Linked DNA regions of Homo sapiens: region 1 is linked to region 2. A link is an interaction called in ENCODE POLR2A ChIA-PET data of the cell type or tissue named here. Cell type or tissue: OCI-LY7. All regions are shown on one strand. Links, peaks and the distances in the headings refer to the core of each region. The heading gives the core; the rest is flanking DNA.

The links. ChIA-PET counts read pairs that join two places held together with the same protein. Peaks named below come from ENCODE experiments on the same cell type or tissue, not always from the same donor. Only the 100,000 strongest peaks of a DNase experiment are listed, where the experiment ranks them.
Region 1: POLR2A ChIA-PET joins it to region 2 with 13 read pairs; 2 of 35 experiments call an interaction of 5 or more read pairs at or near these places.

What each region holds. Positions count from the first base shown.
Region 1 is chr7:132,960,200-132,966,034 of GRCh38, reverse strand. All of the region lies in intron 4 of CHCHD3 (coiled-coil-helix-coiled-coil-helix domain containing 3), which reads left to right. Among named protein-coding and RNA genes, the nearest start is that of MIR3654, 72 kb to the left of the region's middle. RefSeq lists a silencer at 272-566. In OCI-LY7, for the core only: no CTCF peak of the experiment used is centred there; no DNase peak of the experiment used is centred there.
Region 2 is chr7:132,746,895-132,752,729 of GRCh38, reverse strand. No RefSeq gene overlaps it. Among named protein-coding and RNA genes, the nearest start is that of FLJ40288, 100 kb to the right of the region's middle. RefSeq lists an enhancer at 1,400-2,030. In OCI-LY7, for the core only: no CTCF peak of the experiment used is centred there; DNase peaks (open chromatin) are centred at 2,449 and 2,669; H3K4me3 peaks cover 1,589 bases; H3K27ac peaks cover 1,363 bases.

The DNA of each region.
Region 1 (5,835 bases), core at 476-5,475, 210 kb before region 2:
CTATTTTGAAAAAAATACAGTGGAATGATCAGCACCAATAATTTATGATTACTTGTGGTAAACTTATCAAATGTCTTCATTGTCATAGAAATTTGTTGATTAGATAAAGCATTTAGAGTTTTCTAGCTAGCTTTTCCCCCTTCTTCCATCTTTTATGACAAATGATTACAAAGTTCCATACTTACCCTCTGCCTGTTTCAAACACTGACTGTAAATTTAATTCCAGATTTGTTTTTAATATTTTCTTGATAAGAAATAACACTAGTCACTGTCATGGGCCAATTTTATTGGAGATGATAAAACCTACTCATATACATTTTCTGCTTAGAAATTAAACTTCATCCATTTACAGTTTCTTTAGCCCAGTGTATGCACATATTTTAAATCCTATCTTACCTATCCATAGGTTACATATTTGACTCTCAGGAACACAGGTAACTCATTGCCTGGAACCATAGCTCTGAGCCCCAAAGGCATCACAAAGTGATTCTAGTTAGTGTCTTGAAGCTTATGAGCTTTGCTGATAAGCAGCATCACAGTAAAAGCAATATTTGTTTTTAGATTTAGTTTTTTTTTTTTTTCATTTAACTAAGAGCCTTCAACTGTACTATCTTCTTGGGTGTTTGATATGGGCAGGACATCTATCATTGATTCCTATTAGAGATGATAAAGCAAACATTCAAAGAGACTGTGAAACTAAATGTTGCACAGAGATAGAGCCAGGGTTACAACTCTGATCTTCTGTGCCGAGGTGATCTTATTTTGGGCACAATTTAGCAAATTTAGTTTTGTTGTTGTTCTTTGTTTTTAACGTGTAATGGATTTGATTTATTACATTAGAAAGGGAAATGGACTTTTAGGCACGTGGTCAAAGCAGAAATTACTGCAGCTAAGAGTAGAAAGGGCAACTAATCGCCATGCATGTGATGCACACTCACAGGAAGTAAAACACACACACACACACACACACACACATAAAACCCATAGCATTATGAGCCTACTTAGCATAGAGGCAGGCAGCCGTAACTACTCGAATAGGCCTTGTGTGTTCTTGCTTAGTGAAATAATGTATGCACAATCATAATGCTATCAGGGATTGAGAATAATTTGTTTACCAGCGTGGGTGAGAAATATTAGCACTACCATTTCCATAGAAACCATTTTGCATTTAAAAAGTTCTGGCATGTCAAACTGTAAATTTCAGTATTTAAAAACATTCTCTTATGTGAATCCCTGTATTGCAAAAGATACTGGTCAAAGGAAGTGCTATTTGTACACTTTCGTCAAGTCATTTTTGAATTTTCTTATTTAAAGAAAGTTTGCCATGGCCTGTCATACTTTGGGAGAAGTGGTTGATATAGACACAAAAGGACCTGGTTTGTAGCAATTATCCATTCCCTTGGCCTCAAAGGAATACTAGTATATAAAGGCAGAAACTTTCTCTTTTTCTTTTGAGACTGAGTCTCACCCTGTTGTCTAGGCTGGAGTGCAGTGGCGTGATCTTGGCTCACTGCAACCTTCCGCCTCCCGGGTTCAAGTGATTCTCCTGCCTCAGCCTCCTGATTAACTGGGATTACAGGTGCACGCCTCCATGCCCGGCTAATTTTTGTATTTTTAGTAGAGACGGGGTTTCACCATGTTGGTCAGGCTAGTCTTGAACTCCTGACCTTGTGATCTGCCCGCCTCGGCCTCCCAAAGTGCTGGGATTACAGGCATGAGCCACTGTGCCCGGCCTACTCTTTTTTATGTCTAACATAAAGTCTTCATTTGTGCGGGAGGTAAGAGATGATTCAATTATTTTTGTCACTTTGAATAATAAAGAAGCATTAATCTGGGAGAATGCTTGTTGAGAGTAGAGGTGGGCTTGCTGCAATAGAGTATTTTTAGGAATAACCGTGATATACATTAGCAGTGTCTACTCGTAGTGAATTCAGTCACTTTTGTATTTTCATTGAATTTTATGAGAAATTTAAAGGAAGATATTCTACAGTTTGTTTGTAAAGCCAAGCTCTGAATAGAGTTTGAAAAACTATGCCATTGACCATTTTGGAGATTTGTTAAGTTTAAACAAACAAAAAAGGAAACAAAAAATTGGGGATGTAGTTGTATAATTGTTAATGTATTTTTCAATTATACTTTCCACTTCCAAGAATAATTATCTCAACAGCAGGTTAACTAATGTATTAAAAATTAGTTTATTTCCAAAAAATAAGCTCTTTTCTCATAGCTCTGATAGAATGATAGGAAAGAGCTGGTAACTGATTTTACTGTATGTCTACTATTGCAAAAACTAACAACTGAGTATTAACATTGCTAGATTATGTGTGTGTGTGTGTGTGTATAATCGTTTGTGTTGCATAGGGTAAAGGTAGAGACACTAGGAAATTACAATTTTTTTTTTTTTTTGAGATGGAGTCTCACTGTATCGCCCAGGCTGGAATGCAGTGGTGCAGTCTCCGCTCACTGCAAGCTCCACCTCCTGGGTTCACTCCATTCTGCCTCAGCCTCGCGAGTAGCTGGGACTACAGGCGCCCATTACCATGCCTGGCTAATTTTTTTGTATTTTTAGTAGAGACGGAGTTTCACCGTGTTAGCCAGGATGGTCTCGATCTCCCGACCTCGTGATCCGCCCGCCTTGGCCTCCCAAAGTGCTGGGATTATAGGCGTGAGCCACAGTGCCTGGCAAAAAAAAAAAAAAAAAAAAAAAAAAAATTACAATTTTAAAATTCCTTTCTTAAACTTTTTACTTTGAAATATTTTTAGCTTACGGTAAAGTTGTAAGAATAGTACAAAGAGCTTGACTCTGATTCATCTGTTTTTAGGCATTTACCACACTTTATCATTCTATTTCTGCCTACATATATTATATATATATATATTTTTTTTTTTATTTGGGGGAGGGGATCAATTGAGCATGGGTAGAAGACATGCTCATTTACCTCTTAATACTTCTGCCTCTTAGAAATCAGTGTTTCTTACATAATCAAGTATAGTTGTCAAAATCAATAAATTTAACATTGATGACTATTGTAATATTTAGCCCAGGTTTCAATTTTGTCAATTTTCTCAATAATATTCTTTATAGCAACTGTTCCTCTGGATACAGGATGTATTCTAGGATCATATATTGGCAACTATTATAGTTGATGTGTCTTAAAATTCCATATTAAACATAATTTGCAAACAGTAGTATTAAGATGAATACTTTTAACTTCAATTTATGAGTTACTGCTGTCATTGCTAGAGTTTTAGTAAGAAGAAAGTGGAATGGGCAAAAAAGAGGTGAAGAATTTCATTCAGACCTATAGATTAATATTCTATATTGTGGGTGAATTGAGGAAAAACCATTGTTTTGGAAATTTTCTTTTCATGAACTAAAAATGCTTTCAGCATCTGTATAGATCCCGTATCTTCAAAATGCAGCAGGCATCCAACTTGCATCATTAAAAACTGTTAGAGAATAAACTCTTCCTATTTTTTGACAATTTTTGAACAATAATTTCATCTGAAATAGCCTTCTCTCTGTCCCTCTGCCCTTCCCGTCCAGGTACAACTCCATGTAATTTTAGGCAAATTGCTTCCTTTTCTTTATGCCCTTTGTTTCCGTCTTTTTAAAATGAGGACAAGGTCGTTAATGTAGTTCTCTTTCAAGTCTCTTACCTTGATGAATAAATATCTAAATATAGGAGTTCTTACAGAATTCGAAGTTCTATATACGTATAAATTGAGTTTTTATAAAGTAATTTTGTTTTATGAATAGGTTACCAATTCCAAGAGTCACATTTATTTTAATTTTCTTTGGTTATTAAAAAAGTCCATTTTAGAAAAAGAAAAACTGTTAAAGTTGAAAGCCTCTATTTTCTTGGCTAAATTGGAATTTTGTTATTGATTACTTATTCTGATTAGTAAAAGTGGTTTAGTCACAGGCCGGGCATAAATGCTTTTAGACAGTCACTGAATTGAAAGTGTCAACATGAGAGAGGGATCCTTTTCTTGGAAATGGGAGCATGGGATCTTTCTGCTAATACGTGTTTGTTGGCTTAGAATGAAGACTCAGAGCTTTGTTAGGAAAATAAACTTAAATTGGCAACATGGTGAGTGTGAACCTGGAGGGCATTATGCTAAGTGAAATAAATGAGATACAGAAAAACAAACACTGTATGTTCTCACTTATATGTGGAATCTAGAAAAGTTGAACTCACAGAAGCAAAGAATAGAAAGGTGGTTGCCAGAGGCAGGGGACTGGGAGAAGTGGGGAGATTTGGTTAAAGGGTACAAAGTTTCAGTTATAAGATAGATGAATAAGTTCTGTGGATCGAAGGTACAGCATTGTAACTATAGTTCTACAGTATTTTTAATAATACTCTATTGTATACTTGAAATTTGCCAAGGGAATGGATCTTAAATGTTCTTAACCGCACGCATGCATTGTGTGCGAGCACACGCACAGGTGTGAGATGATAGATGTGTTAATTAACTTGATTGTGGTAGTCATTTTATATTGTATATGTATATATAAAGTCATCATGCTGCATACCTAAAACATATGTAATTTTTACTTGTCAGTTACACCCCAGTAAAACTGGGGAAAAATAAAGAACCGGTGGGAAAAAATAATTAAGTGACCCAAATTTTTGTATCATAGTGGATGAAACCCCTTTGCTGTCTCTAAGCTTAAACAAAGATTCATCTTTTCGAATGGTTGCTTATTTTCCATTTCTTTCTTCAACTCATTAAAACTTAATATATTTGTGGGACAGGGTCTTTCTCTGTTACCCAGGCTGGAGTACAGTGGTGCAATCATAGCTCACTGTAGCCTCGACCTCCTGGGCTCAAGTGATCCTCCTGCTTCAGCCTCCCAAACAGCTGGGATTACAGGTGTGTACTACCACACCTGGCTAATTTATTTTTTATCTTTTGTAGAGATGAGGTCTCACTATGATGTCTAGGCTGATTTTGAACTCGTGGGCTCAATCGAGCCTCCTTTCTAGGCCTCCCAAAGTGCTGGGATGACAGGTGTGAGATGCTGCATCCTGAGCCCCTTTTTTTGTTTGTTTTTTGTTTTGGCGATAGAGTCTGTCACACAGGCTGGAGTGCAGTGGCACCATATTTGCTCACTGCTACCTCCGCTTCTGGTGTTCAAGCAATTCTTGTGCTGCCTCCTGAGTAGCTGGGACTATGGATGCATGCCACCATACCTGGTGAATTTTTTGTATTTTTAGTAGAGATGGGGTTTCACCATGTTGGCCAGGCTGGTCTTGAACTCCTGACCTCAGTGTTCTGCATGCCTTGGCTTCCCAAAGTGCTAGGATTACAGGCATGAGCCACCATGCCTGGCCCCATTTGTTAATTTTTAATGTGACCATTAGATCTTCTGTTTTGCTAATTTCTGACGTTGTTTTTCTCCTTTCTAAACACCTCCTTGCTCCATGTTGAATTTTAAGCATATGGACAGTGGCATCATTAGAAAGTTTCCCATCATTCCCTGTCATGCACAGGTGATAGAAGAATGTATTGGTGCTTCAAACTGATTATTACTTTTTACCTCCTTGATGAACTCAATATATTATTAAGAGAGTGGCTCAGTTTCAACCCTGGAGGCATCAAAAAGAACAAGTTCTAAATAACATCCTCCTTTAGAATGCAGCATATTTTAACTGTGTCTCTCCATCTTGCACATCACCACTTCCAAGCTCCATCTCTAACTGTACATATGCTCTCTGTGTGTATGATAATACTGCTTTCCCCGTCCTCTCTTCTCCTCTCTCCTCTCTTTGAATATTTTTTTTTTTGTGAGCCTTAGGAACATGTACACTGGTCCCGTAGAGTGACACA
Region 2 (5,835 bases), core at 198-5,197:
TTGTAAAATGTAAGCTCTAAGTTTTCACATGCTCATTGTAGACACTGATTGTACACACTTCCCATGAGCCGATGAAAATAATATAGTTGGCTTCATTGTCACTGTGGTAGTGACTACACATTGTGTTATTCTAAGCATTTATTTGCTTAAAGGTTTAAGAAGTATGCTAATTGCTTAACCACTTGTAAAATCTAAGGAAACCCAGAAGAAATGCTAATGAAAAATGTGAACTGATACTCCACAAAGATTTTCACCAAAGAAAGGAAAGAAAGATTAGGAATGAGGGGTATCATTAGGCAGGATTGATTTTTTTAATGCCAAATGCTAAAAATCAAACTTTTACGAGTGAGGAAGAACACAGCATGGAAAATGTTACATCCATGAACCTGAAGACTCCCCTCATTCCCCCATAACTTGTATTCCACTTGGGAAAATGCCTTCTTCCAGGAAGATAAGTTCTGTAGTTCAGCTGCCCCATGATTGGAGAGGGAAGGGGGCAAATTTCTGTTATCCATTCATCACCTATAATGTCATAGATGACTCATTCTCAGGGGAACTATATTTGGGCCCAAGGGTTGAAATTAGAAGAATAATGTTTTCACCCTGAAATGTATGAATAATTAAAACAAATTTTACCAATATAAAAGGATTATTATTCCTTGACCAGTGATTTTAAAGATACACTGATGGTGAGAAAATTAGTTTTCCCAGTTCACATAGGCTGTAATATAACAGTGACCTGGAATTAAAAAAAAAAAAATCCCGAATGGTCCCCTAGAAGCCTAAATTTTGGCCTAGGAAGAGATCAAGGACAGTCTCTGTTCAGATGTCTTTTTAGCAACTATTTAGCGTTCATACCCCCTGGTACTCTCCAAAAAGCTAGTTAAGTCTATTCCCTTTAGTTTAAAAAAAGTCTGTAACTGAGCTTTTTAAATAAATTATTTAAAGTTAAGAACCAAAATAGACTGTGGACAAATAAGGTTTTTGTTCGTGTTCTGCCCCTACTTCTTTTTTCTGGGCCTCAGTTTCTTTATCTTTAAAATGCAGAGGTTGGAAAATGCGTAGGTTTTATCTCTTTCTGTTCCTTCCAGATTCCCGAAATCACAGATCCCTCATATCATGACCTTTCCCCAGTGCCGCTTAGATTGCTCAGGCCGGCGAAGCTGGGGAAATCCCAGTTGATTTCATGAGCTCTGCCTGGAACTGAAGCTTTGTGCTCTCCTTCCTCTTGGCAGGTCCTGGCTGTGCCCGGACTGGTGTGGGCAGGGATGGTAGGCAGGATTCTGGGGCCAGGCAGGGTCCGAGGGCTTACCTCCATCCCTCGGAAGTGCCTCTGAGACAAACATTTGGTGAGGAGGCAGGGGGATGTGTGGGAAGGGGGTTGCTATGGCAACCCCTGAAATGTGCAGGCTCCAGACCCATTGCCTGTCCCCTTTGGCCTCGTGCTGCTCCTAGAGGTCTTTTCTGATGGGAGGGGAACAGGAACAAATATTGGGAGTTACATGGAGATCTGAGCGCATTCCCAGAAATCCTCCCGTAGCCTCCAGCCTCACTACGGCTTCCAGAGGAGAGACCCAGCGCCAAGACCCCATATAGCTCATGCAAGCATGCCGCGGCCAAGAAACAGCTTCTCTGTGCCTCGCAGTCTGTCTACAAGGCCCAACTTAAAGCCCACCTGCTCCCTTCCTCTGGGCCCCTGTGTGTTTGTCAGCACTGATGTGCATTATTTGTATGTAAGTATTCATAAGGTTTCTCAGCTGTTGCAGCCTGCACATCAACAGAGTGGTTAGCCTCCGTAGAAACTGTTTACGTGGTAAGTCATGTGTTTATGCATCAGTAGCATAGGAAGAAATTGCTGGAGTGGGCAGAGAGATCTGTGCTCCGGCATAAGCTATGGATAAATGAGGGGAGGGGAGGTCAGCGTGGGACTTACCCAGAGAAACCAGGGAGCTGAAGAAGAGAGAGGGAAAGTGGGAGGGAGTGGAGAGAAGGGAAGAGGGGGAAGAAAGAGAGTGTGTGGAGAGAGGGAGAGAAGGGAGGGAGAGTGAGATTGAATCATGAGATAAAAGATTAGCTGATGCTTTGGAAAGGAGGTAAGAAAATTAGAGGCAAAGACAGGTACAATTTAATTAGGCAAAAACTACATGTAAACAACACTTCCTGGCTACAGTAAGGAAACAATTTTGGTTTCAGTTCCTGAGCACTGGGGTCTGCAGGTCTCCTGTGCAGGGCGGGCTCTCTGCATTTTTCTCTGAAGCCCCTTGCAGACCCTGTCTGCTGCTGTCTGCAATGGCTGGAGGGGAGTGTAATCCACTTGAAATTCATGAACAAATCCTCGGAATGGCCTCAACTGCTCCCTTTACTCTTCAACCACAAGCCTGTTCCTGCTGAAAAGATTTCTATTCTCTCGGCCACTCCGCTGCCACGGAGCTGTCAATGCAAGCAGCTGTTGGGCCAGGGTATTTGTACACATGTGAGTTCATCACAGTTTGGTGTTTGCGTGGCCAAGCTGATGCCAGATTGGTTCATCCTCTTCTACTCTGTTCCTTCGGCTTTTTTTTCTCAGACTCCCTTGCTTGGAAGAAAGTTCTGGCAAGAGCCTATACGTAAGATATGAAAACAAGATTCTGTGTATGCTATATATAGTTGTGCACAGGTGTTACATAAGAAATTCATGTGCTATGGGTATAAAACGTGGTCAGAAGACCCAGATGCATAAATCTATTTATTCACAGCCACGTGCATTTGTTTGCAAGTGACCTGGTGGTCCCGGCCCTGGTCCAGAGAATTACTTGGGACCATTCAAAATGAACCATACTTGTCAACATGTTCTCAAAGCCAATTAATGAAAAAAGAAAATGTCAAGTTGCTTCCAAATTGATCTAAGTAATATTTTTTAAAAATGTTCCCAATGAAAGTTATTTATGAGACAGTTCCTATCATTTTACAAACAGAAAGCTTTAATGGCTGTTGTCTTTGTGGGGAGAAAATTCAGATTCTGGCTGGTCATTTAGGGTGCTCCACAGTCTGCACCTAGGATTATTTATCTCTAAGGCTGTGTTCACCACTGCTCCTAACACAGAGTTTATTTTTGATTGTATCTTTTGACCACATGAAAACATCAGTTTCTTGGACACATATCATTGACATGCATGATCAATTTGCAGATGGGCCAAGGCTAAGAGGGATAATGAACTTATTTATTCAACTAATGTTGAACACCTAGGCTGAGCTGGGCTTGGTTCTAGCACTGGGCATGCAGCAGGGAAGGAAACAAATAGAAAGCTTGTATGCTAGTGGGGGAGACAGACCCATGTGTCCGGAGGGGTAAGTGTTATGGAGAGCCAACCTGACTGCAGAAAGGTGGCCTCTCCAAGAAGGTGGTCTGTGAGAGGACACCTATATAAAATGAAGGGGAGCATCTACTGAGATTCAGGAGATGGGTGTTTTCGGGCAGTGAGAACAGCAGATGCAAAGTCTCTGAGACAGGAGTATGCTGGGAATATTTGTGCAGCAGCAAGGAAGCCATGTGTGGCTGGGGTGGAGTGAGTGAGGGCAAGAATGATGGGAGGTGAGGGCAGGGAGGCAGCTAAAGCTAGATCGTGCAGAGCGTTCTGGCCATGGTCATGATTTGGGATTTTACTCTGAGTGACATAGGATGCCACTGGCCGGTTTTGAGAGGGGTGATCGACTGTGTCTCATGTGATGACTCTGGCTGCCACCTGCAGAGGAGGCTACAGTGAGGGTCAAGGGCAAAAGCTGAGAGACCAGTTAGGCAGTTATTCTAATAATCTAGATTAGGACTGTGGTGTTTTAGACTAGCTGAGTGATAGAGATAGTGAAAATAGTAGGATTCTGGTGATACTTTGCAGGTAGAGTTGCAAGAATCTGTTATAGAATCAGATACGGAATGGACAGGGGGGTCAGTGATTCTAAGAATTCTGGACTAAGCAATCAGGAACATTGGGAATAGAGCCGTTATTTATTGAGATGGGGAGTAGTCTGGGGGGGGCGTGGTGGAAAACCAAGAGTTCTATTTAAATAGGTTTAAATGAGTCCATTCATTGTGCTATGAGGATATTTAGTAGGCAATTTGATCTATGAGTCTGAAATTCTGGGGAGAAGTTAGGACTTGAGAAATCATGTTGGAAGCTGTTCAGATGACTTTAGAGAGTGGGGGTAGGTAAAGAAGGGAGGAAGTCCAAGGACCCAGCAAAGAGTGGGAAGGAATGGCCAATGGAACAGGAGGAAACCGAGAGGGGGCTTCCTCTGAAGACAATGAAAGAAAGCAAGAGTTCTCTCTCACATTGAGTTGAAATCTCTCAATGGTAGATTTTACACTAATGGTCCCCAATGAATCACATCTGTGGAATCCATACCCTTCTGTTGTCTGCAACCTTGACCCAGGAGGAGGGAATGACCAACTCTGTCATTCTGTCATTCTCTCATGTCATCATGGGAGGTCATTGATGGCAGTTTCAGTTGAGTGGTCCAATTGAAAGGCTGATTATAGTAGGTATTATGGATTGAAAATTGTATCCCCCAGAATTTATGGGTTGAAGCCCTGATTTCCACGTGATGATATTTGGAGATGAGGGCTTTGCGTGCTGCTCCCACTGCCACCTATGCATGTGAAGGAAAGGCCATGTGAAGACACAGAGAGAAGGTGGCTGTCTGCAAGCCGGGAAGAGAGTCCTCACCAGAAATTGAATGTGCTGGCACCTCGACCTGGAACTTGCAGCCTTCAGAACTGTGAGACAATAAATGTTTGCTGTTTAAGCCACCCAGTCTGTGGTACTTTTTATGGCAGACTGAGGAGACTAATATGGTGGGCTAGGAGACAATGGAGGAAAAGTGGCAACAGCTGGAAGGAACAGATTTTGCTAGAAGAGTGTGATCAGGAAAGTTAGGAGAAAACATTGCTATATTTAGAATTTTGGCTTAGAAAGTTCCTAACCATTATGATCAATTTAGTGGGAACTCACTTGTTTGTTTGTTCGCTTGTTTTTTTGTTTTGAGGCAGGGTCTCATTCTATTGCTCAGGCTGGAATGCAGTGGTGTGACAATGGCTCACTGCAGCCTGCATCTCCCAGGCTCAAGTGATCTTCCCACCTCAGCTTCCGGAGTAGCAGGGACCACAGGCACATGCCACCATGTGTGGCTAATTTTTAAATTTTTTGTAGAGATGAGGTCTTGCTATGTTGCCAGGGCTTGTCTTGAACTCCTAGGCTCAAGCAATTCTCCTGCCATGGCCTCCCAAAGTGTTGGGATTATAGGCGCACCATCGCACTTAGCACTTAGCACGTGTAGGTTTAAATGGTAAAGTTTTTATGTGCAGGATTTGAAAGATGTGACTTCACGCAGTTCATGAGAAAAGGCCTTGGATTTATGGCCCTTCATGCAATATGAACCACTGCACAATGAGGATGTCAGAAAGGCCACGTGGACCCTGGCTTGGGCTCCTGGAAGAAGCAGAGCATCTGGAGCAGTGGAATTACAGTGTCCCTAAGGGTCACCGTGCTGGAACATGATGAGTATGTTACTATGCTGAGCCCTGTGCTTGTAAAAGAGAAGGGTAAACCAGAGCACCTTTGGAGAAATTTTTCAATAGTAAAAATCTATTGAAGAATGAAAGGTGTTCAGCTTGGAGAAGACCCAGGAGGGAGAGATCTGTCTTCAGCCATTTGAAGCTTGTCACATGGAAGAGGGCTCATACTTGCTTTTACAAATCAAGTATAGAAGATAAGGGAGAAGTGTTTCAGTTATCTATTTCTCGGTAACGAACCACCTTGGAAATGGAGTGGTTTAAAACAACAATTTATTATTTCTCACAAT